Linked DNA regions of Homo sapiens: all the other regions are linked to region 4. The links are chromatin loops, found by intact Hi-C in ENCODE. Cell type or tissue: GM12878. All regions are shown on one strand.

Region 1 (5,000 bases), 160 kb after region 4:
GGAAGCCATTATCCTCAGCAAATTAACATAGGAACAGAAAACCAAACACCGCATGTTCTCACTTATAAGTGGGAGCTGAACAATGAGAACACATGGACACAGGGAGGGGAACAACACACACCGGGGCCTGTCAAGTGCCGGGGGGAGGGAGGGAGTGAGAGCATCAGGATAAATAGCTAATGCATGCGGGGCTTAACTCCTAGGTGATGGGTTCATAGGTGTAGCAAACCACCATGGCAGACGTTTACCTATGTAACAAATATACACATCCTGCACATGTATCCTGGAACTTAAAATAAAATTTAAAAAAAATCTTGCCAGCTGATTCTTCATGTGTACATAGATTTGAGAAACACTATTCTAGACCACAAGGCCTTCCTCAACTTCCCTATTTAACAATCACAAACCAGCCCCAGGCCTTGGGACTCCCAACTCTCTTTCCTGTTCCATTTTTCTCCAAAAGTCATATTCCCATCAATCATGATACCATATATTTCACCCATATATTTATGACTTCCCACACTGATAAATAAGCTCCAGAGGGCAGTGATTTGAGTGACTTTTGTTCACTGCTGCAGCATCAGTTGCTGTGCACAGTGCCTAGCACCAAGAAGTGCTCAATAAATATTTTTGGTAGAATGATGGATGGCAGAACATGCCACATCCTATGCAGTATCAGTTCTTGGGGAAGCCTGGAAAGAAAGAGAAGTTTGCTGGCTGTGAAGCACCACATGGGGAAGGTGGTACCCAGGTTGGCCTTGATGAAGGCCTTCATCCCTTCAGTCCAGGGACGAAGGATGCTGGAACGGAGATGCTAAGCCTCTTCCTGGAATGGGCCCCAGATGGTTGATATTGTTGTTATCTAATTAGTAGCTGGTATGTGCCAATAACTGTCCTAACCTGTATCACCTCACTTAACCGTCCTGAAACTCAGAGGTAGGCAATGTTGTCTTTGAGAGAACACCAAGACTCAGAGATATTAAATGATTTTCCCCGCCCACAAAAAGACTTGTATAAGAATGTTCACAGTAGCTTTACTTATAATAGCTCCAACTTGGAAACAAACCCAAATGTCCACCTGCAGGTGAATGGATAAACCAATTGTATTATATTTATACAATATAATATTACTCAGCAATTAAATGGAACAAACTATGGATATATACAACATCGTGGATGAATGTTGAAGACATTACATTGAGCAAAAAGAAGACAGACACACAAATGTTTATGCTGCATATCAAGTTCTAGAACTTAAGCATGGTTAATATACCTAAATTGAACTTAAAGAAAGCATTGGTAACAGAAATCAGGTAAGTAGTTGCCTCTGGAGGTGGGGATAAGGCGTGCTGTCTATAAAGGGATGTGAGGGAACTTCCTGGGATGACGGAAATGTTCTCTATCTGGACTGGGATGCTGGTTACATGAGTGTTAATATTTATCAAAACTCATGGAACTGTACACTTAAAATCTTCATGTTATTGTATGTAAATCACATCTCAGTAAAAAATGAGCTAAAAATCATTTGCCCTAGGTCACTAAGCAACAAATGGACATTTGAACCCAGGCTTGCCCAGTTCTGATGGCTAGTTTACACTAGTCTGCCATAGTTGAGCAGGGATCCCCCAGCTGTCCCCCAGCCTGGTAAGATGCCTTGCCAAAATCTGAACCAGGAGTTCATAGTTACCCTAAGAAAGATGTTACAGGCTCTAAACCCCTGAACCATGACAGAGACTTGCAAAAAAGCCAAACAAGTGTCCTGCTGGGAGTCAAACCTGGGCTCAGGCCTCATCTTTGTTCCTTACTTGCTGTGTAATCTGTGAGTTACACTCCTCTGTGACTCAGTTTCCCCTTCTGTAATGCAAAGAAGGAGGAGACCAATGGTTCCCAGCATGGAGCCACAGATCCTGGGAGCCATGGGGCCACAAATCCCTATGCTCAAAAAGCACCTTTATTACATTAAATAGTAATGAGTCTTCTTCATACCTGTTAAGCTATTTTTCTAATGCATGCTAATATTGTGTTTAATAAAATACACATCTATTTCAAAGCAAAAATAAAACCATAACAGCTTTTCATTAGTGTGCATTTTCTCAAACAAAAGATACCAAAAGAACAACCAATGTTCGTGACTTTGGTTTAAAGAGGCTGGGAATCTCTGTGTAGAGGATCGCTAAGGGGACAGTCGCCAAGGGGATGGTCGCCAAGGGGACGGTCGCCAAGAGCCCTTCCAGGTCAACTGCCCCATAGGTGTCGGGCATCACTTGGGCAAATGCTTGCCCTTATGTATATAAAGCCTGGCTCCCTGTGCAACGAGCCTCTTGTCTGCGGACAGAGCCCCCCATGTGTGGGTGTGTCCACCCCACAATGTCTGGATTCAGCCAGGCCTACAGGCCCCAAGTGTGGTCACTACTGCACCCTGAGCCTGTTTCCCCTCCAGCTTTGATAGTGACTAGTGTAAAGGTGGAGCTTGGGCATTTCCCTCCCCAACCCCTCCCCATCCACTTCTTGAGCCAGAAAAGGGGAGTTCCTGATCACAGCCTGGCCCTACCCCCCAACCACCACCACTAAGGCCATGCCCACTTGGGAATCCCTTACCAAAAGACCTCTAGCCCCTAAATGAATACAGTGACCTCTCCCCTCCCGCCTCACCCTGCTCTAGCCTGAAGGACTGAGTAGCAGATTTCACATCCAAGTGCAAAGTCAGACCTTCCTTTCACCTATCAAGTGGCTCAGCTGCATCCCCACCCCCATCCCTGCCCCGCCCCACTCTGGACACATCCTCAGCTATGGGCCAGGGGTCCTACATCCCACACAGAAAGAAACCAGAATCGCCGGCTTCTCATTCCCTCCCTGACGGGCCCTTCCCGGCGAGATTCGCACAGGTTCTGGTGCTGAGTCAGAGGTTTACAGAGCATCAGAATAAAGCAGGGGCCTCGGCTGAGTCCTGCCTCCAAAGGCCCCTATTTGGGACAGCCCCACCCTGGCGAGATTTATAGAAACACCACCCTCAAACGGAGCGCTCCAGGCTAAACCCCCACCCACTCAGACTTTGAGGCACAAATGCCCAGCCCACCCACACCCGCAAACCAGAGGCTGGTACCTACCTCGCCAACTTCACATTTTGAAAAATAACAAAGCCAAGGGCAGAAGACAGACCAGCTGCCCCCACACCCAACCTTCTCCTCCCTGAAAACTCCACTTGCTACTTTTAATCTATTTTCCTCCATCAGACTGGAGGCAGCTCCCGGCCTTCTCCTGAGGCTACCATCCCCCCTCATCGGCTTCTAACTTTGCAGGTCACTGGACAAAAGAGAACCACCGCCACTCTTCGCGAGACCTCACTTGTCGCCCACCACCGCCCCACATCGCGCAGGCCCTAGTGGCCTGGATGCTTGCTGCCCCTGGCGAACTGCAGGGAGGCTTTGCCAGAAGCCGCTCCCCTGGGGCCTGAGGGCGCACTCAGGGAGGCCCAGCCCGGGAGGCCCCGGGATCCGCGCCGGGACGCCTCTCTCCTGCCTCATCCCCACTACCAGGGGCCTGACGAAAAGCCTGCGAGGTTGGGGAGAGACCCTGGGGGGCGCCGATCCAGCCACTGGACGCGCACTCACCCCGCATCGCCACGGAGCCCACGCGTCTGCGCCAGGGCTGCGGGAAACCCACGCGCGCTGTTCAATCCGGGCTCCGAGTGACGAAAACCCGCGCTTGGCTCCAGCCGGCCCGGGACCGACGCACCGACTGGCGGACGCGCGGACAGTCTGGCTTCCTAACTAAGTTTGAAAGTTCCCTCTCCGGCGACCGAAGGGGACGCGGACTGCTTAGAGGCACCCAACCCATCCAGGCTGGGCCAGACCCGGCAGTGGGACCTGACGCCTCGGGTTCGGGGTTCCAGGCACGCAAGCCTCCATCACTGGGAATGCGCCCGGCGCAGCGCAGCTGGGACCTGGCTGGGGTGGGGGGATAGATCCTGGAAACATGGAGGAGGGAGGGTGTCCGGCACTACAGCCCCAGCCTGGAGGGACGCCGGCTCACCGCTCCCGGGAGGACACAGGCCTCGATTGGCCGCAGCCTACTCGGAATCCGAGGCCCCGCCAGGCAGTGACGGCCAATTAGTAAACTGCCCAATTAGTGTGCTGCGGCGCTGAGAAGTTAAACCTCGACGCGCGAGTGTGGATGACCGAGGTGTGGCCGTCCCTGGGTGTGACCGCGTGTGACTGTGTGGCCGTCAGGACGATCTGTGTCTGAGGCTCACCGTCCAGGGGGGTGGCTGTGTGTGACAGCGTGCGCCTGGGTGAGGCGTTGTGGCTGCGAGAGTGTGACTGTCGGGCGACTTCTTTGTGTGACTGTCCCCCGTTGTGCCTGGGTGTGACAGCGGGTGGGGGCATGTCACGGTGTGTGGGGCATCGGAGCGTCTGTGGGTGACTCGTCTGTGGCGGTGAGGCTGTTTGCGGGTGAGTGGTTGCGTGTCGTTGTGTATAAGTGACTGTCAGGGTGACTTGCGTGGGACGGCGGGACCGTGTAAGCAGTGCCTGGCCGCCTGCGTGTGGCTGTGGGTCACTGTGACGGCTTGTGAATGACTGCGAGGCTGTCAGGGGGACGCGAGTGAGGGGCCACTGTGTCGTCGCACGGGTGGCTGTCGGGATGACTTCTGCCCGCGATCCCAACAACTCAGGGCGTGAGCGTGGCCGCGAGGGGATCGATGTGAGCCGCCCGTGCCCGTCGGCGGGGCTGATGTGCGCGGCCCCGTGTGACCCCGGGAGCGCCTGAGTCCCGAGCTGCCAGGTGACTCCGGCCCCGCCCGCCGGGGACCCCCGCCCGCCCCCGCCTACCTTGCCGCCGTGGTAATAGTCCAGGTGCGCCAGGCCGGCCGGCTCGGCCCCGGGCCGCGCGCCCACCGCGGGCGCCGAGGGGTACAGGCGGACGTCCATGGCGGGCGCGGCGGCGGCGGCGGCGGCTCCCGCGGGCAGTGCCTGGGCGGGCGGCGGGTGGGAGCCAGTGTG
Region 2 (5,000 bases), 330 kb after region 4:
CATTTTACCATTGAAGATGTCTTAGACAACCAATAAAGTGGACGGTGTAGGACCACAGCCCTGCACAGCGACGTTCTTGCATCACTCGGCTCAACCACAGGAAGTCTCACACCACTGAGTCTGACCACAGGAACGGGCAAATGAAAAGTCATGCAGCTATATGGGCAATGGAACTTCCCTGCCTCCAGTTCCTGGCCAGGAAGTGGGGGCTGGGTGGAGAAATCTGGAAGCTGCCTGCTTACCTACCAGGTCTCCACTCTGTTTTGCTATGAAGCCTCTAAGCCTTGATACCTGTTAATGGATGTATTTGTTGTGAGAAATAAATGAGATGGTGGGGTCAGTTTCCAAAGTTAACGACAGTTTGAATCAAACAGGCTTGGGCACACATGCCACCTCTGCCCCTTGCTCCCTGTGTGGCCTTGGGAAAATTACTTAGACCCTCTGCCCCTCAGAGGTGGGAATAATGTGAGAAGGAAATGAGTGCCTGCACTTGGCCCTCAGAAAGCCCCAATCCACGTTCAGCCCTGATACCAGCTTCACGAATGTTCCCTTGTAAGTCCCAGAGACAGGACTTCCTGAAGGGTCCAGGTGCCTTCAGGCCCCCTTGGGTCTGTGAGTACTGGACCACATGCATCCCCAGATTAGACCTCAAGGACTTGGAATCCCCACATCGGGCCACAGTGGATTTATGCATCTCCAGACAGGACCAAGGGACTCACGCATCCCCAGATTAAACCACTGACCCACAGGGCAAGGAACTAGGGTGGTTTGTTCTCAGTGGAGTCTGGAGAAGGAGATTTCGAGTCGCTAGACTTCATTGGTGGGGGCAGCAAATGGGGAGTGAAATAAACCAACACTCTTGGGGAACTCTAAAATGCTCAAAAGGAAACTAAAACCCAGGAGCTGAAGGTAACATCCAAAGTCACACCACCAGCAAAGGCCATAGAACAACAAAACTAGAGAAGTTCTTGGAGAGCATCTGGTCTAGCCCTTCATTTTCCAGATGAGGAAACTAAGGCCCAAAGAAAGGAGGAAGTTAACCTAAGCCACATGGTCCACTTGTGGCAAAGCCATCCCTCAGACTCAGATCCCAGATTTGAGGTCTGGCGTCCCCTCAATTCCCCAACACCAGCACCCACGTTGCACACCCTTCACCATCTAGCAGAGATCTCCCCAGGGCTGCCATGAGCTGCCCCATGACACTCCAAGGAGCTGGTACGAAACATTTTGTTTTGCACCTTGCCTGTGGTGACAGCTGCGTTAAACCGAATGTTCACAGTCATTATGCTCAGAAACTGAGCAAGAGTTCCATCTATTGGGGTTTCAGAATGAATCAGATTTCCAAACTCTCCTCTCTCCACCTCAGCGCATGTCTGTATATGGTAACCTTTCAAAAGTGAGTCTAATAATTAGTCATCTTGGCCTAGTTCAAGACAACAGTATGTTCTCCAATTTCACTTTGTTTTCAACAAGACAGCGATGCCAACGGTAATGTTCACTGTGGTTAAACACACTTCTCAGCTGGTCCCTGCAGGTGGCCAAGACAGCTCTGGTCCCCGCAGTTGCCCAGTGCTTCCCCACAGCTCTCTAACCAGGCTGTACCCTCTGCCCAGATCCACCCCCACCCCCAATATTGACACCAACTGTGTACCAGGCACTACATTAGATGCTTTGGGCTCATCATTACATGTTATCCTCTTTGCAAGATAGATGGTTCTCTTGTTGCCCCATTTGAAGATGGGAAATTTGAGAACCTGAGGGTACTGGTCCTTGTCTACTGCCCACACCCCAGGTCTAGCCAGTCCCTCTCTTCCTTCCTGCTCCAACCACACTCTTCTGCCAAGGCAGTGAGCTCATTTCCACCTCAGGGCCTTTGCACATGAGTTTCCTCTGTCTGAAACACTCTTCCCTCTGACTCCACCTGGTTCACTCCTTCTCACCCTCAGATCTCAATTCAAGCATAATTTCCTAAGGGAAGAATCCTTCACATCCTCAGGTTCCTAGAGCTCTTTTCATCCACACAGCACCCTATGAATCCCTCCTCCTTCAAGGCAGCTCCTATAAATTGTAATTTTATTTTAAATTTTTTGTAAAGATGGGGTCTTGCTATATCGCCCAGGCTGGTCTTGAACTCCTGGCCTCAAGCAACCCTCCCACCTTGGCCTCCCAAAGTGTTGCAATTACAAGTGTGAGCCACTGCGCTCAGCCTAACATGTAATTTTATATTTGAGGGATTATTTGCTGCTATCTGGCTCCTCCACACAGGCATGAATTCTAGGAGGGCAGGGACGCTGTCTGTGTTGCTCACCACTATATCTCCACACACAGAAGGGACACATGGTAAGGGTTTAGTTATCATATATTTATGGATGATGGATGGATGGGTGGTCAAATGGAGGGTGCGTAGATGCAAAATGCTTAACGAAGAATTTGCCACCCATCCAAGTAAGAGGTGGGCCCAAATGCAAGCCCAGGCTTCCGACCGGCAATCCCTCTCGGTGTGTGTGATAATCCTCCGCACACACACACACATCACCCCCAAACTCTGACCCTGGGAGACAGTGCCCACCTCCCTGGAGCAGTGTTCTCAAAACTCCCCTGACCAGCACCCCACTGTCCAAACCCCCTAGCTCCCACGCCACACACCTGGAGCTTCAGGGATGCTGATTCTGTAGGTCCAGGAAGGCCCCAAACTCTACACTGTTAACAAGCACCCAGGTAATTTAGAAGGGAGTGTGTCCCAGAGCTCGTTTGAGGATCTCTGGACTAAGATGAGTCCAGGCAAACCCGAATCCCCAGGGAGAGCCGCCCAGCGCCACCCCAGCCGCCCGCGTGGGAAGTGGCCGGGAGCCGCAAGCCGGGGCCGTGCTGCCCTCTGGTGGTGCATAGCGGCACTGCAGCCTCTGGGCTCCCTGAAGGAACACCGGCCGCCGGCGCCCCAAGGGCTGTGGTGTCCCGGTGGCCCACGTCGGCCTAGGTCAGCGCACCTGGATTCCAGTCCCTGACCCTCCAGAGACCTCCCCAAGACTTTTTTTTTCTTCATAAATGGAAGATAATCAACGTTTCCCAAACTTCAGTTCTTTGGGTACCACCTTCATCATCTTGCCCATCTCATTTATACATGCTATTCTTTACTTAATTTTTCTCTGAATTGCCGGGTGTGGTGGTGGCTGTCTCCTGTAGTCCCAGCTATTCAGAAGGCTGAGGCAGGAGGATGGATCGCTTGAGCCCAAGAGTTGGAGGCTGCAGGGAGCTATGATCACCCACTGCACTTCAACTTGGGCAACAGAGCGAGACCCTGTCTCAAAAAAAAATTTTTAATAAACGTATTTATGTATTATAATTCATGTTAAGAGAGAAATGAATACCCACAGTAAACAGAGGTGGATTTCACTTGCCATAAATGGTGGGCTGGGGGAGAGGAGGGGACATGGTGGGGAGGGGATGAAAACAAAACCAGGATTACCAAGATTTTCATAAATAAAAAGACTGTCATTTTACAAACAAAACAAACAAGGGCTTTCCTAAGTGGTGAAACTATAAAGAACAGCAAAGAAATTAGCGTTATAAAAATTAGGATAGCCAGGCACAGTGGCTCACGCCTGTAAATCCCAGCACTTTGGGAGGCCGAGGTGGGCGGATCACTTGAGGTCAGAATATTGAGACCTGCCTGACCAACATGGTGAAACCCTGTCTCTACTAAAAATACAAAAATTAGCCCAGTGTAGTGGTGCACGCCTGTAGTCCCAGCTACTCGGGAGGCTGAGGCAGAAGAATCGCTTGAACCCGGGAGGCAGAGGTTACAGTGAGCTGAGACTGTGCCACTGCACTCCAGCCTGGGCGGCAGAGAGAGACTCCATCTCAAAAAAAAAAAAAAAAAAGATAGTGCTTTTCTCTGGGGATCAGGAGGCTGTCATGGGAAGAGATGGTGGGGGCCCCAGGGAACCCAGTTCTCCTTCTTTGTGTAGGATATTTTTACAGTCCTGTGTTAACCTGCACATATGAGCTTTATGCATTTTTTCCTGCATTTTATGTGTCACAATAAAACATGTTATAGAAACAAAAAGTAACCAGTGAAATACAAGTAATTTACAAAGGCACACATGAAAACAGGAGAGATGAGGCTAGGCGCAGTGGCTCACGCCTATAATCCCAACACTTTGGGAGGTCAAGGCAAGAGGATTGGTTGAGCCCAGAAATCTGAGACCAGCCTGAGCAACATAGCAACATCTTGTCTCTACAAAATATCATTTAAAAATTAGCCAGGCATGGTGGCATGCATCTGTAGTCCCAGCTACTCAGGAGGGTTGCTTAAGGCAGGAGGATTGCTTAAGCTCAGGAGTTTGAGGCTGTAGTTAGCTATGATTGCACCACTGCACTCCTGCCTGGGCAACAGAGTAAGACTCTGTTTCTTAAAATAAAAGAGGGGGTGACACTGAGCAGCAGGTCAGGGGTGACACAGCTGCTCAGGGGACAGTTTCAGGGGTTAAATATCCCAGAAACAGAGTGACCATCCAGGGGGTCCTGTGTGAGAGGCAGCTCCAGGCAGCAGCCCTCCCCCCACCCCCACGCTCCTTTCTTCTTCCCTACCCTCCCCTGAGCTCCCTGTATGGAAGCTCAAAGCTCAGAGTGGATTTCTGGAGGCCAGGATGGTGGGGTGAAAACAGCAGGAACCCACTCTTGGGGGACTATGAGCACCCCAATCACCAGGCGGGTGGGGAAAATTGAGCCCCTTTCAGTTCAGTTATGAGTCCCAGAGACATTCATGGCTATTTACTGCTAGCATCCGTTCTGATTCGTTGATGCCTGTGCCATTCAGTTGTCAAATATGTTTATGATCAGCCCCGCTAAGATGCATTAAAACACATGTGTATTAGTCCATTCTCACACTGCTATAAAGAACTACCTGAGACTGGGTAATTTATAAAGAAAAGAGGTTTAGGCCAGGCGTAGTGGCTCACGCCTGTAATCTCAGCACTTTAGGGGGCCGACGTGGGCGG
Region 3 (5,000 bases), 130 kb after region 4:
CATTTAAAGTAACATACACAGGTTTCAAAGATTAGGACCTAGCTATACTTAGGGGTCATTATTCAGCCACCCACAGTGAGTCCCGTAAGTACCGACTAACTGTGTCTCAGTCTGCCTATATGTCTGGAGAGGGCAGAGAGGGAAGTACCTGCTGTGGTAGACTTTACTACTGCTCTCCAATATCTGGCTCTCCTCTCCTTCCTGGCACATAGGACACTACACCTCAGGCTCCCCTTACCATTTATTGGAGCTATGCGTCTAGTTTAGACCAATGGGTTATGAGCAGAAACAACGTGGGTCTCCTCTGGGTAGAAGTATAAAAAAGCAAACTTGAGATCTGCAGGCTTTCTCTAGAGGACCAGCAAGGTTCCAGATGGTCGAGACTTGACCAACCTACAGCCCTGAGTGATCTGTGGAGCAGAGCCCAACCCCTACTTCTCTGCTGATTGTCATGGAACACATAGTAAGAGCAAAAATAAGCCTTCCTTATGATAAGCAACTGAGATTCAGGGGGTTGTTACGGCAGCATAACCCTAACATGCTCAGTTAAGTTTAGGCCAGGGGCAGTGGCTCACACCTGTAATTCCAGAGCTTTGGGGGGCCAGGGCGAGAAGATAGCTGAGACTAGGAGTTTGACACCAGCCTGAGCAACATAGCAAGGCCCCGTCTCTTAGAAAAAAAAATTACTTTTCTGCTGGGCGCAGTGGCTCACGCCTGTAATTCCAGCACTTTGGGAGGCCAAGGCGGGCAGATCACGAGGTCAGGAGATCGAGACCATCCTGGCTAACATGGTGAAACCCCATCTCTACTAAAAATTTTAAAAAAAAAATCAGCCGGGTGTGGTGGCACATGCCTGTAGTTCCAGCTACTCGGGAGGGCGAGACAGGAGAATCACTTGAACCCAGGAGGTGGAGGTTGCAGTGAGCCAAGATCGCACCACTGCACTCCAGCTTGGGCGACAGAGCGAGACTCGGCCTCAAAAAAACAAACAAACAAACAAACAAAAAATTATTTTTAATTAGCCAGGCATGGTGGTATGTACCTGTAGTCCTAATCAGGAGGCTAAGATGGGAGGAGTGCTTGAGCCCAGGAGTTTGATGCTACAGTGAGCTATTATCATGCCACTGCACTAGAGCCTGGTTGACAGAGCAAGACCCTTTCTCTAAAAAAAAAAAAAAAAAAAAACATAATAAGTTTAATAGTAATGGTCATTTGCTGATCATCTACCATGAGTCAGGCACTTTATCTATATTGCATGTAACCCTCATAATCACCACCCAAGCAAGGTCAGAATTCACTACTTTTGTTTTGTTTTGAGGTGGAGTTTCATTCTTGTTGCCCAGGCTGGATTGCAATGGCACGATCTCAGCTCACTGCAACCTCCGCCTCCTGGGTTCGAGTGATTCTCCTGCCTCAGCCTCCCGAGTAGCTGGGATTACAGGTGTGCGCCACCATACCCGGCTAATTTTTTTGTATTTTTAGTAGATACGGGGTTTCACCATGTTAGCCAGGCTGGTCTTGAACTCCGGTACTCAAGTGATCCACCCGCCTCAGCCTCCCAAAGTGCTGGGATTACAAGCGTGAGCCACCACACCGGCCTATCTACTCTATTTTAAAGGTAGAAAACTCAAATACAGAGAGGTAGACGTGAAGGCTATCTACCTAGGAAGTGGTGGAGCTGGGATTCAAACCCACAGCAATGTGGTTCCAAAGCCAAACTCTTAACTACTGCAAGGGTCCCTCCTGAAAGGGACCACAGGCTTCCAGACCCTTCTCTGGCCCCAGACAGCTATCGCCCTGAAGGTCAGCAGGGGCTTCTGGCCAATGCAGGTCAATCATGGGGCCAGAATCCTTAATGACTACGTGAGCCCATCCCTGGGGCCTGGAGCCCAGAAACAAACCCCCCTCACCCCAAAATCTAGCCTGAACCTCTTCTGATTGCTGGGCTGGTTCTTACTCATGTACTCATGCGTCCGTGCACCAAAAAAGTATTTGCTGTGCATCTACTTTGTGCCAGGCACTATTCTGGGATCCTGGGAGACAGCAGTGAACAAAGACCCCTGGAGTTTACGCTCTTGCATTGGAGATAGAAAACAATACACATAGTCAATAAGTGACTTACATGGTATATGGAAAGAAGAAAGAGTTGAGCAGGTGAGGGGTATTGGGAATGTCGAGATGGAGGGTATGCACGTTTAAACAGAGCAGTCAAGGTGGGCCTCATTGAGGAAGTGATAGTGGAGCCAAGACTGGAAGGAGGTGAGGGAGTGAGCCAAGTAGATGTGTTGGGGAGAGCATTCCAGGGCCTGACAGCCTGTGTACAGGCCCTAAGATGGGAGCTGCCGGCAGGTGTGACCTCGGTCAGCAAAGAGACCAGCAAAGACAGGCAGAGCAAGCAGTGGGGAGGGGGAGGGGAGGCCAGAGAGGCAACTGGGGATGGAGTGTGCCCCACAGATGGCACTGAGATTACCCCTCCCCAGAAAGAGGAAGCCAGCACTTTTTCCACCGGCCTTATCTGATGCTGTGGTTGGGGAGCCAGCGAGGGCAGGCGAGAGGGCTGCAGAGCTCAGCACATCCGAGGAACCTCAGCAGGGCCTCAGAGCCGCTGACATCCGCTTGGCCTGCGGCTTCTTCCTGTGGCTTCTGCATCTCAGGTTGCCCCGATGGCTGCTATTTTTGCTCCTGTTTGGGGTTCTGTGGTGGGCTCGTCTATGCATTGTTGAGTTTGCTCTGCTCAGAGCAGATGTGAGGGGTTAAACATTCCAAGTGTCTTTGGGAACACTTACAATCCAGCAAGTGGGAAAGAGGAGGATGTTTGTTATACATGTCATCTCGTCAATCCTCGTGACCCTCCAAAGCAGAGAGGCTAGGTGGCTTGTCCAAGGTCACAGCCAAATCAAACCAGTTTGAGGATCCTATTCCAGTCTGTCTAGGTCTGAAGGCCCTTAATTTGCAGGGAGGTCTTTTGCATCTACTGCCTAAATTAACATTTCTGTGCTGTCTGGCCTTGCAGCACGTGTGAGAATAAAGGTGCATCATCGTGGGTGATGTCCTCCCAGAGCATCACAGCACTGATGGGGAGGACAATGACAGAAGCGGGCACAGGGAAGGGGACCCTGGCTCTGATAGTTGCGGCTAGACGGTGGGGGCAATCAGAGAAGGCTTCTGGAAAGCCGTGGATGTCGTGACCACACCTGCGAGAATAAACAGGAGTCCAAGGGGTAAAAGAACCATTCCAGACAAAGGGGTCTGAAAGTAAAATTAAGAGGCACAATAGCTTGGTCAGTGGGGAAGCGGATTTAGGAGGTGGCAGGACAGTGATTCTGCAGGAGGCAGAAGCTAGCTTGTGGACTGCAAAAAGTGAGATCAGACAGGTGCCCAGCTCCCCCAGGTGGGTATATTAAAGGTATCAGAACAGATCCAGCTGATTACAAAAGACAACCAACCACAGGCTTTAAGCAGGGAGGGATGTGCGCATCAGGTGGTTCTCAGAGATCCCACTGGCTGCTGCGAGAAGAACAGACTAAGGAGGAAGGGTGGAGGCAGGGAGGCCTGGGAGGAGGCTCCTGCGGTCATCCCGGTGACAAGTAATAGTGAAGCGGGGAGAAGTCATTGCACCCTGAAGGTACAGCCAGCAGCAAGTGCAGTTGGATTAGATGCAAGGAGTAAGGCAGAGAAAGGGGTCAAAGATGATCCCACATTTGTGGCCTAAGCCGAGGGGTGGACAGTCATATATAAAAAGTGGGCACAAAGTAGAAGGGGCATTTTGAGGTGACGGAGGGTGTGAATCAGGAAAAGGGCCATTGAGAGTAACTGTTTCCTTCTAGATGAGCCCCTGGGGTGAGGACATGCAAATCAAAGCTGCCTTTCTACACCAATCCCCCCATGACTAGGGGGCTGCTGCTCCCATGGCCTCAATTGCTCTTCACAGCAAGGAAGACCCAGGGAGGTTAAGTGAGCTGCCTCAAGCCTCACAACTAGAAGTCAAGAGACCAAAGGCTAAAAATCCAGGTCCACCCAATTGCTACTCCAGGCTCATCTCAACACCCAACAGCAGGAGGTTCCCGAGGCCCTCCCTGGAAAATGGCTCCCCAGGCCCAGGAGAAGCTGGAGAATTCACTCCCCATCTCCCCATCTATATTTCATGCCTCCCTTTGCAACTGTCCAGATGTGTGAACATCTGCCAGGCCCCCTGGCTAGACGGAGATGGCAGCTCCTGGGCAGCCCTGGGCCTCCCAGTGGGCGACACAGAGGCTGCCCCAGCAGGCCCGGGGCCTCCCAGTGGGTGGCACAGAGGCTGCCCCAGCAGACCCCCAGCTGCCTCCACTGGAAACCTCACCTCCCTGCCCCTGCTCCCAATTTCATTAATTACCGGTTTGTTCATGCACAAGGCAGCAGGGGAGAGTCATCAGGGATGCCGCCGGCCGAGGAAAGGAAATTAATTTCAAACATGAAGCTCATCCTGCTCTGGAGGCTCCCACATACCCGATTTCCAACACAGTGGAAGAGCAGGGGTTGAAGCCATCAGCCTGGACTCTTCTTCTGAGGGAATCAAAGGTCCAAAGGGGATGAAGAACTGGCCCAAGATCACACAGCAATTACTAATGGCAGGAAAAGCCCTGCAACTCAGGCCTCCCACTTCTGCACACCTTCATTCTTCCCATAAATATTCAGCAGGTGCCTGCCGTGTTTGGGCCCCTGTGTGCCAACAGACACCCTGGTTTCAGGCAAAAGCTCTCCAGGGCCTCTTCCCTCCCCAGGAGAACACGTTATTTACTGAGCACCAACAATGTGCTTTACATATTTTATCCCACTTAGTCCTCCTAACAATGTCATTTTATAGGCAAGGAAGCTCTGGCTGAGAGAGGTTGCTGTGCTGAGGTCACACAGCAAGTAAGGAACAGAGCCATGACTTAAAACAAGGTCTTAAACCTGGCTCAGCTTCTGTTCTCCAGGCAGGGAGCATGTGTGAGGGTGCAATTCTCAGCCACTCTCTCCCT
Region 4 (5,000 bases):
AGTACTTCCATTTGTATGAAATTCTAGAAGAGGCAAAACCTAGCTGTAGTGACAGAAATCAGAGCAGTGGCTGCCTAGAGCAGTGGGGGCAGGGGTTGGCTGGAAAGGGGTGTGAGAGATTTCTAGGGTGACAGGAATGTCCTGTAGCTTGACTGGGACATACACGTGTATCAAACTCATCAATCTGGCCAGGCGGGGTGGCGCACACCTGTAATCCCAGCACTTGAGAGGCTGAGGTGGGCCAATCGCCTGAGGTCAGGAGTTGAAGACCAGCCTAACCAACATGGTGAAACCCCATGTCTACTAAAAATACAAAAATTAGCCAGGTGTGGTGGTGCATGCCTGTAATCCCTGCTACTCGGGAGGCTGAGGCAGGAGAATCCCTTGACCCCAGGAGGTGGAGGTTGCAGTGAGCCAACATCACGCCACTACGTTCCAGCCTGGGCAACAGAGCAAGACGCAACCCTCCATCTCAAAAACAAGAAAACAAAACCACATCAACTGTACATCAATCTAAAATGTGGGCATTTTAGAGGCTGTAAATTATACCTCAATTTAAAATGAAAAAAAAAATTAAGATCTTTTAAAAGCAAACATTAGCCAGGTCCTAGCTTTCCCAAGCCAAATGTCTGTCCATCTGTCAGTTATGACCAGTCACACATTTGGCCAGTGACATTTGTCAGGGTGGGTCAGAGTGTCAGTTTGATAATTCATGCTCATGTGATCAATCTGACAGTAGGGTAATGGGCTGGATCTTGGTCAGCAGCAGCCTCTTGGATTTGGAGGTGGAAGGGATGGCTTCCCATTGGGTAAACATTGCACCATGGTGAAGGGTCAGGCATTGGTCTGCCTGGTTCCCACCCAGGCTCCCCCGCTGTCAAGCTCTGTGACCTTCGGCAACTCACTCACCCTTCTGAGCCTCAGTTTTCTCATCTGTGAAATGTGAACAATCATTGCATCTATCACATGGGGTTGGCGAGATGATGAAATGAGCCAATGGGTCTGCAGTGCCCAGCAGAGGCCCCAGCACACGTGCTCTGGCAGTGGGATCTGTTATTCCTGTTTTTATTTCTCCATCTGGCGGCAGGAAAGGATACAAGTGGAGGCACCTTTCCTGTGTTTCCAGGCAGATGCTGCCGCTGTTTGCTGGAAGAAGAGCTCAGGACCTGGGGAGGAGGGGCAGGGCTGAGGAGGCCTGGGTGCGGGGAGCTTCCCCAGAGGGCCGTGGGAGAGGGGACCCTGCAGTCTGAGGTCAGGCCTGGCCTCTGGTTCTCTACCTCCTGGGGACAACTCAGCCAGCTTGAAGGCAGGGTCTCCCATCACAGGCAGGCAGGAAGCCAGCTCTGTAGGCCAGCAATGGCAAGTGGGCAGAAGGCTGTGACTGGGGCAGGGGTCCCAAACGGAGGTAATGACAGCACAAAGTGTCCCCCAGTCCCCTCCTCCTGTCAGGGAGGGGAGCAGCTGATAAACTCATGCTCATGTGGGTATTTGGAACTAATACAGTCACCCTTCTGGGGGAACTTCCGGTTTAAAAGAGAAGTCTGGATAGAGCAATGCATAACTCAAAGGAATATTTTGCTCCAGTGAATTTCAGGTGATACAGCAGATCTATTTTTCTGGTCAGGGGCTCCGGTCCAGAGTAACCCCTTCTCATTGCCACCCAATAAAAGAAAAAATAAGTAACAACTGGGGACCCACCTGTTTCACCTTCTCACAAGAGAGAAGGATGTTGGCAGTGTGGTGCTGCGGTGTTCTGAGTTCTGACATCATGCCAGGATCATCCTAGGATCGTAGCACTTAGTATGCAGTAAAGCCCTTAAAAGTGATATCATATTGTCTTGTTAAGTTGTCAGAGCCACTCCGTGGGGTTGTAGGTGTAGGGCAGTTGAATATGGAGGCTAAGCATGGAGGTGAATGACCTGTGTCACCTACTCGCAGATGGCAGAACTGGAGTCAAACCCATTGTCTGACCGTAAATTAGCCCTCTTGGCTCCTAATCATTCTGTTAGGCCTGCTACACTGCTCTGCAGTTCCTAATTATGACCACCAGGAGGCACCACCACTCCACACGTGAGTACTCTCCGCACTGTTCCTGAGAAGTGAAGGCTTAGAATCACGTCACTACTTTCTTATTTACCACAGTAATATTAATAGCTACTATTAACTTAGCACTTGCTATGTGTCAGGACTGCACTAAGCACTACATGCTTTATTTCATATATTTCTCACACATCTCTAACATTTGGACCAGACTGTTTCACAGAAACAGTGAAATTCAAAATCAGGTCTGTGTCTTCAAAGCCTGTCCTCTTAACCATATATCCTCAGTGGAGATCACCAACTAGATGCTTGGAGGCTGCATTTGGTCAGCAAACTTGGTTTTGTTGGTTGGTTTGTGTTTGGTTGGTTTTTTTTTGTTTTGTTTTGTTTTTTGGCTGGGATGGTGTTCCAACACGCATTGAATTTAAATGCTTTTTGGCAGGGCAGTCCCTCTCCACTTAGCCCCAGTCCTCATCACTCTCTCTCATATGTCCGTCCCTCTGTCTCCTTCCTTTGCTTATGTTATCTGCCTGACCCTGACGTCACTGGAATTTGCAGCTTGTGGTTGTGAGTTCGTCGACTCCCTTTATACTAATAATATATTGTAGATGGGAGTCAAGGGATTCCAGGGCAGCTTGGAGGTTTAGGAAGGCACCCAGGAAATGTAACAAATGGTGTGGCCAAGAGTCACTGTGGAGATGCGGGAGGCAGTCCTGTCCTTCAGTGTCCTCCCAGGACCTATCAGTAAGTGTCCCTTGTGCTGTGTCAGCATAGCGTGCATGGCACCTGCAAAGACCTGTGGATTTCCTGGGCTGGACGGTGGTGAGCTGGAGGTGGAGCATGCCGCGTTTCGACTTTGCAATACCCTCCCAGAAGAGTGACCTGGCTACTGTGCACTCACACAGAATCCTTCCTGATTTGCGTCTGTTTCCTTTCACCTGGCCCATGAACCAGTGGTTAGATTTAACCAGCACCGTGGGGTTTCTAATCATTATTGAGCACCCCATCTACAGGGACTGAACTGTGTTCCCCCAAACTCACATGTTGAAGTTCGAACCCCCGGTGCCTCAGAATATGACTGTATTTGGAGACGGGGCCTTTAAAGAGGTGATTACGTTAAAAATGAGGCCATTAGGATGGGCCCTAATTCAACCTACCAGGTGTTCTCAAAGAAGACGAGACTCAGACATGCAGAGAGACCCCAGAGGTGGACAGGCGCAGAGGGATGGCCATGTGAGGACACAGAAGGTGGTCATCTAGAGAGGCCTCAGAAGAAACAAAGCCTGCTAGCACCTTGACCTTTGACTCCCAGTCTCCAGAACAGTGAGAAAATTAATTTCTGTTGTTTAAACCATTTCTGTTGTTATGGCAGCCCAGGCTGACTAATATGCTGTCCATCAAAGGTGGGCGGAGTTGAGGATGTAAGTGTGGTCAACAGCCGGCCTCGCAGGGCACTGTAGCTCATGCATGTGATCCCAGCACTTTGGGAGGCCGAGACGGGAGGATCGCTTGAGCTCAGGAGTTCAAGACCAGCCTGGCCAACATAGTGAGACCCTGTCTCTACAAAAATTAGCCAGGTGTGGTGATACGTGTCTGTAGTCTCCGCTACTCGGGAGGCTTAGGTGTGGAGATCGCTGGAGCCCAGGAGGTTGCAGCTGCAGTGAGCTGAGATGGCGTCACTGCACTCCAGCCTGGGTAACAGAGTAAGACCCTGTCTCAAAAAAAAAAAAATAAAAATAAAAAGCCAGCCTGACAGGGGAGGAGGAAGGAGCTTGGAGACCACCCTCCTACTCCCCACTCCCCTGTGGAAGACACGTGTGTGGAGGAATTAATGAATGTGCTTCGTTTGTTACACTCTTACTATTAGTGATGAAAACCACTTCTTCATAGATGAGAGCATAAAGAAGCCAAATTCTTGGTTTCTAAATTCAAAAAGATGGTCTAGGAGTAAGAGGAAGCTGGAAGGGGAGATGCAGTCTGGCTCTCTTCAGATTGGAAGGGTCCACCTACCACCCGCAAAGCCAGGGAAGACCCACCTAAATCCCTGTGAGATTTCAAGACATGGTGGATGAAGAGAAAATCTAAAAGTTACCAGAGAAGGGGGCAAAAAGTAAGCAGTATACAAAGAAATGGGAGGCAGAATAATATTCAACGCTCAACAGCAGCAAGGCTGGAAATGAGAAGTCAATGAAGCCGTGCCTTCAAAATTCAGAGAGAAAGTTATTTTCAGCCTAGATGTCTTTACCCAGCCAAACCACCAATCAAGTGTGAGGGTAAGATGAAAACATTTGCAGAACTGCACCTTTATTTCTCATCCATCCTTTCTTAGAAAGGGCCTGGAAGATGTGTTCCACCACAATGAAGAAGCAAGATAGGAAGGAGGAATGGATGGAATCCTGCAAAGAGAGGACCCATGATAGAGAAAAGCAAGGGGATTTGCTAAGTAATAAAAGGAAGCATCTGATGATGGCTGGAATCTGCCTGAGAAAGAGATCAAATTGGAGCACAAAGTGTCTGGCCATAATCAGAAGGGGTTTACAGCTCTGAGCTTTGGGGGAAAATGAGTGACAGGGAGGAAAATTAAGCACACGAAAAACAAAAATGAAAAATTATTCAAGGAAAAAAATATGTAGCTTGACCCATCAGCAAACATGAGTTACAGAATAGGAATAATGTAAGCCTGGAATATTGATTAACCACCATGATTATGTAGTTCACTGGGAGGACACAGGGGGAAGCAAGATGGAGGAGGAGCACTAAATCCTCTTTTTCCATGAAAAGAAGTGACTAAAAGGCATTTAAAAATCGGCTAGGCTCACGCCTGTAGTCCTAGCACTTTGGGAGGCCGAGGTGGGCGGATCACAAGGTCAGGAGATTGAGACCATCCTGGCTAAAGCTGTGAAACCCGTCTCTACTAAAAATACTAAAAATTAGCCAGCCGTGGTGGCGCATGCCTGTAG
Region 5 (5,000 bases), 400 kb after region 4:
GAAGGTTGCAGTAAGCCAAGATCACGCCATTGCACTCCAGCCTGGACGACAGAGCAAGACTCAGTCTCAAAAAAATTAACAAGGAAAAAAAAAAAAAGAACAGGAATGGTGGCTCATACCTACAATCCCAGCACTTTGAGAGGCTGACGTGGGAGGATCATTTGAGCCCAGAAGTTCAACCAGCCTGGGCAGCATAGTGAGATACTCTCTCTACAAAAATTTTTCAAAAAGATTAGCCAGACATGGTGGCACATGTGGCACCAGCTACTTTAGAAGCTGAGGTGGGAGGATTGCTTGGGCCTGGGAGGTCGAGGCTGCAATGAGCCGTGATTATGTCACTGTACCCCAGCCTGGGTGACAGAGCGAACCCCCGCCTCAATCAATCAAAAAAATTAGCCAACACTCTCCAGCCAGTGCAACAGAGTAAGACTCGTCTCAAAAAAAAATTAATTTAAAAACGCCTAGTTCCAGGCCAGGCACGGTGGCTCACGTCTGTAATTCCAGCACTTTGGGAGGCTGAGGCGGGTAGATCACGAGGTCAGGAGTTCAAGACCAGCCTGACCAACATGGTGAAACCCCATCTCTATTAAAAATACAAAAAAATTAGCCAGGTGTGGTAGCACGTGCCTGTAATCCCAGCTAATCAAGAGGCTAAGACACGAGAATCGCTTGAACCCGGGAGGCGGAGGATGCAGTGAGCTGAGATCGCGCCACTGCACTCTAACCTGAGCGACAAAGCAAGACTCCGTCTCAAAAAAAAAAAAAAAAAAAATGCCTAGTTCCCTTCATCTCCCTCTTTCTCATAAGCCATGCCTGCCTCAGTGGAATGGCATCCTCTGGGCTGGTATCGAGGAGAAGAGATGAGGGAACTCCCAAGGTAGCCCCAGGCAGTCATGGCACTTATTGCCTCTTCTAGGTTGGGGACATCCCCAACCTCTCTGAGCCTTGCTCTCTCCATCTATAAAATGGGACTAACAACTTCTGCCCACCTCACAGGACTGCTGTGGCGATCAAAAGAAGGCATCTGTGCCCTGTGAAGGTCACAGGGTGCAATCATCATTAAATCAGGGATAGCAGCAGCTGCCATTTGCTGAGAGCAAATGTACAGAACCTGCAAGCCCCCTACAAGCATCACCTGCTTAATTCTCATGACAACGCTGCACTGCTACTGCTCCCCTCCATGGGTGGAACAAGAGAAGCCGAGTAATCAGCCCAATAGCCCTCAGACCATGAGTGAGGAAGCCTGGAGACACTCTGAAACTTGGAATCTCAGGGCTGGAGCCAGGGCAGCATAAGAGTGTCCAGACTGGCTGGTAGACAACTCACACCCAATGCTCAGCTTGACACCCCCAACCCCAACACAAGGCAATCTCACAGTCCCCAGGTACACTGGTGGGTGAAGACCCACTGTGTGCAAGGCACTGTCCCAGCAGTTACTTTTTGGTCTTCCTCTTTGGTCCATGGCCCCTTGACAAGGTCTGGATTCAAAACTCTCAGCCACCTGTACTGGCATTGCTGGTCAGTGCGGTTCTGGGAAAAGAACAGAAGAACAAACCAATCTGTGAGAACTTCTGGGACCTCGGGCTGGGGGCCTGGTTAAGTACTAGGCTCAGGGGCCTATGGCCTGGGACTAGGCACACCTTGGGTAGGTGTGTCCTGTTCCATGCAGCCACCACTCACTGCAAGCCCACATGCCGGAACATGGGCGGTTTCCCTTTGCTACACGAGAGGGCAAACTCGGTCCCCTGTGGGAAGCCGCTCCCTACCAACCGAACACAAGGGGCCACCATCACAAGTCTTTAATTCCTTGTACGTCAGGGACCCCTGCTTTTTTCTAGGAGAGCATTTTTATTCCCTGAAGAGTTCAGATTACACAGAAGAGGGGGAGATGAGGAAATGGGGCAGGAAAGGATCTGGTGACATGCTTTCTGAGCAGCCCAGGCAGTAAGACATATGGCAGCTCCTGCCACACCCCCTCCCTCCCAGACACCTGTGGGTCAGGGGTGGGAGGGCCTGAGAAGGAGGTCCTGAGGGGAACCCCCTCACCATCAGGAGGCTCTAAATACTCGAATGTGGTAGCACCTGCCAGCCCTGCAGGGGCCTCACCATGAAGCCTGCTGAAAGCATCACTTCCCCTCAGTTTCAGTCTCACTGTTGAGAAACCGAACACCTGTTCACTCCTGACTTACAGGAAGAAATGCAAATATGCACCACATGCTGCAAATGTCTCAGAGCCTGAAGACCACCAGGCATGCTGAGGAGCTGGAAGATGTTTACAGCAGTGTACCCTGAATGCCAGCTTGGGAAGAGAGATCCTACAAAGGTCCATTTGCCCTGTTTTATTTGGTTTTGTTTTCAGGGGCTGAGTAAGGAACTCCCTTTTCCCCTCCTTGGCAAAGTCTGTCCCAGGCACACTGTTCTCCCAGAGCCCTTGCCCCGAGGGAGGGCCACAGCAGGACTGTACTCACAGGGAAGTGGCTGGCCAGGAACTTCCAGTCCTGCTGTCCAAACTGCCTCACCAGGGCCCTCAGCTGCTCGTCCTGCCAACACCAGAAAGACAGGGGCTCAGCACACATACGTGCAGAAAACCTCAGGGCTGCCCGTGACAGAGCCCAATCTAAAAGAACAGCCTCGTTCATCCATTCCGTCATGAAGTGAATACGTACAAGGTGCCAGGCACTACAGCTGCAGCAGCAGGCAGCAAAAGAGCTGCCCCTGATCTCATGGGAGGGAGCCAGCTGCCAATGGAAGGCTCACAGGAACAAAAGTAAAGCCACCCCCTGCTGGGAGATATGGAGAGGTACGTGGTGACTGCCTACTCAGGGACACTAAGGGACAGGTTCCAAGGAAATGCAGAATAGCTAAAATGGAGGAAGCAAAACAGATCCAAGATGATTTTGGAGGGAACCATAGGGGCCAGACCATTCGCAGCATCAGTTCAACCATCTATCATGCAAAACCACTGATGTGTTTGAAGAGTGGGTGGTCACAGTCAAACGTTCTATGAAGAGAACTTTGTAAAGTTCTCTTTGCCTGCTACAGGGTGGGAAAGGGGCTGGAAGGGAGCCGAGCGGACATAAGGAGGTCATTACTGAACTCAGGCCAGAGCTGACAGTGATTCAGCACTAGAAGCTGGAGGTCTGGGCAAAAACAAGAGTAGTTAGAAGACAGGCTAGTATCTATCAAAATAGCCTCCCGAAATGAACTACCAATTCACGCGATAACATGAATCTCAGTGTCACTATGATGTGTGAAAGAAGCCAGACACAGGAGGGTACATGCCGTATGATTCCATGCACATGAAGTTCTAGAAAATGTAAACTAAGCTATAGGGACAAAAAGTGGTTGTCTGAGGCCAGTGGTGGAAAGGGATGAACAGCAAAGGGGGGCAAGGAATGTCTTGGGGACAATGGAAATGTCCTATAGCCCGGCTGTGCTGGTGGTTCTACTGAATTGTACTACAAATGGTTGTAGTTAATTATATATAAAGTTTTCCTCAGTCAAATCAATTAATATATAAAGAAAATGTCAAGCCAGGCGCAGTGGCTCACACCTGTAATCCCAGCACTTTGGGAGGCCGTGGTGGGCAGATCACGAGGTCAGGGGTTCGAGACCAGCCTGGCCAATATGGCGAAACCCCATCTCTATTAAAAATACAAAAATTAGCCAGGTGTGGTGGTGGGTGCCTGTAATCCCAGCTACTCGGGAGGATGAGGAAGAATTGCTTGAACCTGGGAGGCGGAGGTTGCAGTGAGCCGAGATCATGCCACTGCACTCCAGCCTCGGCAACAGAGCAAGAGTGAGACTCCATCTCAAACAAAAGAAAAAAGAAAGAAAATGTCATGCATATAAACAATGGATATTACTCAGTCGAGAGAATTCTGACACATGCTACAGCATGGATGAAAGCTGAGGACACTATGCTAAGTCAAATAGCCAGACAGGGCAAATACTCAGGATTCCACTCACAGGAAGCATCTAAAATAGTCAAAATCAGGCAGGGAGCAGTGGCTCATGCCTTTAACCCCAACACTTCAGGAGGCCGAGGCAGGTGGATCACCTGAGGTCAGGAGTTTGAGACCAGCCTGGCCAACATGGTGAAAGTTCGTCTCTACTAATACAAAAATTAGCCCAGCGTGGTGGCAGGCGCCTGTGATCCCAGCTACTCGGGAGGCTGCAGCAGAAGATTCACTTGAACCCGGGAAGTAGAGGTTGCAGTGAGCTAAGATCATGCCATTGCACTGCAGCATGGGCAACAGAGCAAGACTCTGTCTTGAAAAAATAAAATAAATAAATAAAATAGTCAAAATCACAGAAACAGAGTAGAAAGATAGCTGCCAAGGGCTGGAGGGTGGGAGGAGAGTGAATTCATGTTTAATTAGTTTCAGTTTTCCATCCTTTTTTTTTTTTTGAGATAGGGTCTCTCTTGGTCACCCAAGCTAGAGTGCAGTGGTGCAAACACAGCCCACCCCGCATCCTCAACCTCATGGGCTCAAGTGATCCTTCCACCTCAGCCTCCCAAGTAGGTGGGACCACAGACACACACCACCAGGCCTGGCTAATTTTCATTTTTTTGTTGTAGAGACAGGATCTCACATGTTCTTCAGGCTGGTCTAGACTGCCTCAAGCAATCTCCTGCCTCGGCCTCCCAAAGTGCTGGGATTACAGGCCTGAGCCACCGTGACCCACCAAGTTGGTGGGTATTTTTTGTTTTGTTTTTAATGATAGGGTCTTGCTATGTTTTCCAAGCTGGTCTAGGACTCTTACACTCAGGCAATCCTCCCGCTTCGGCCTCCCACAGTACTCGGTTTACAGGCATAAACCACCACACTCAGCCTCGTTTCCAATTTCAAAGATGAAAAAGTTTTAGAGATCTTTTGCAAAACAATCTGAAAATACTTAACACCACTGAACTACAAAGTTAAAGATGGTTAAGGGGTAGATTTAAGGGGGAGGAAAAGGGGATAAATTTAAAGTGAGGTGGTTTTGTCACACATACA

The links. A loop is a pair of places that touch in the nucleus more often than their neighbours do. Peaks named below come from ENCODE experiments on the same cell type or tissue, not always from the same donor. Only the 100,000 strongest peaks of a DNase experiment are listed, where the experiment ranks them.
Region 1: it touches region 4 in a loop (2.8-fold over the local background); 16 of 110 quality-filtered maps call a loop at or near these places.
Region 2: a loop joins it to region 4, with 13 times the contacts of the local background. A loop is called at or near these places in 107 of 110 quality-filtered maps.
Region 3: it touches region 4 in a loop (5-fold over the local background); 12 of 110 quality-filtered maps call a loop at or near these places.
Region 5: a loop joins it to region 4, with 4 times the contacts of the local background. A loop is called at or near these places in 3 of 110 quality-filtered maps.

What each region holds. Positions count from the first base shown.
Region 1 is chr20:43,914,820-43,919,819 of GRCh38, reverse strand. It overlaps TOX2 (TOX high mobility group box family member 2), which reads right to left and starts at 4,968. Exons shown (of 9, transcript NM_001098797.2): 1 at 4,830-4,968. The coding sequence starts at 4,928. RefSeq lists enhancers at 2,358-2,417, 3,796-4,513, 4,514-5,000 and silencers at 3,488-3,537, 3,598-3,657, 4,728-4,817, 4,868-4,977, 4,998-5,000. In GM12878, no CTCF peak of the experiment used is centred here; a DNase peak (open chromatin) is centred at 2,549; H3K4me3 peaks cover 1,986 bases; H3K27ac peaks cover 723 bases.
Region 2 is chr20:43,747,804-43,752,803 of GRCh38, reverse strand. All of the region lies in intron 1 of LOC101927200 (a long non-coding RNA gene), which reads right to left. Among named protein-coding and RNA genes, the nearest start is that of GTSF1L, 23 kb to the right of the region's middle. RefSeq lists enhancers at 302-381, 882-951, 1,142-1,341 and a silencer at 2,781-2,940. In GM12878, a CTCF peak has its summit at 2,879 (motif pointing left); DNase peaks (open chromatin) are centred at 103, 1,373 and 2,823; H3K4me3 peaks cover 1,367 bases; H3K27ac peaks cover 2,754 bases.
Region 3 is chr20:43,947,893-43,952,892 of GRCh38, reverse strand. All of the region lies in intron 1 of TOX2 (TOX high mobility group box family member 2), which reads right to left. Among named protein-coding and RNA genes, the nearest start is that of TOX2, 36 kb to the right of the region's middle. RefSeq lists an enhancer at 2,229-2,318. In GM12878, no CTCF peak of the experiment used is centred here; DNase peaks (open chromatin) are centred at 2,542 and 2,872; H3K27ac peaks cover 1,427 bases.
Region 4 is chr20:44,077,982-44,082,981 of GRCh38, reverse strand. No RefSeq gene overlaps it. Among named protein-coding and RNA genes, the nearest start is that of JPH2, 110 kb to the left of the region's middle. In GM12878, a CTCF peak has its summit at 2,042 (motif pointing right); a DNase peak (open chromatin) is centred at 2,091.
Region 5 is chr20:43,679,324-43,684,323 of GRCh38, reverse strand. MYBL2 (MYB proto-oncogene like 2) reads right to left here. Exons shown (of 14, transcript NM_002466.4): 3 at 2,469-2,540; 4 at 1,438-1,530. Among named protein-coding and RNA genes, the nearest start is that of MYBL2, 15 kb to the right of the region's middle. In GM12878, a CTCF peak has its summit at 2,785 (motif pointing left); DNase peaks (open chromatin) are centred at 2,123, 2,823 and 3,184; H3K4me3 peaks cover 1,944 bases; H3K27ac peaks cover 2,955 bases.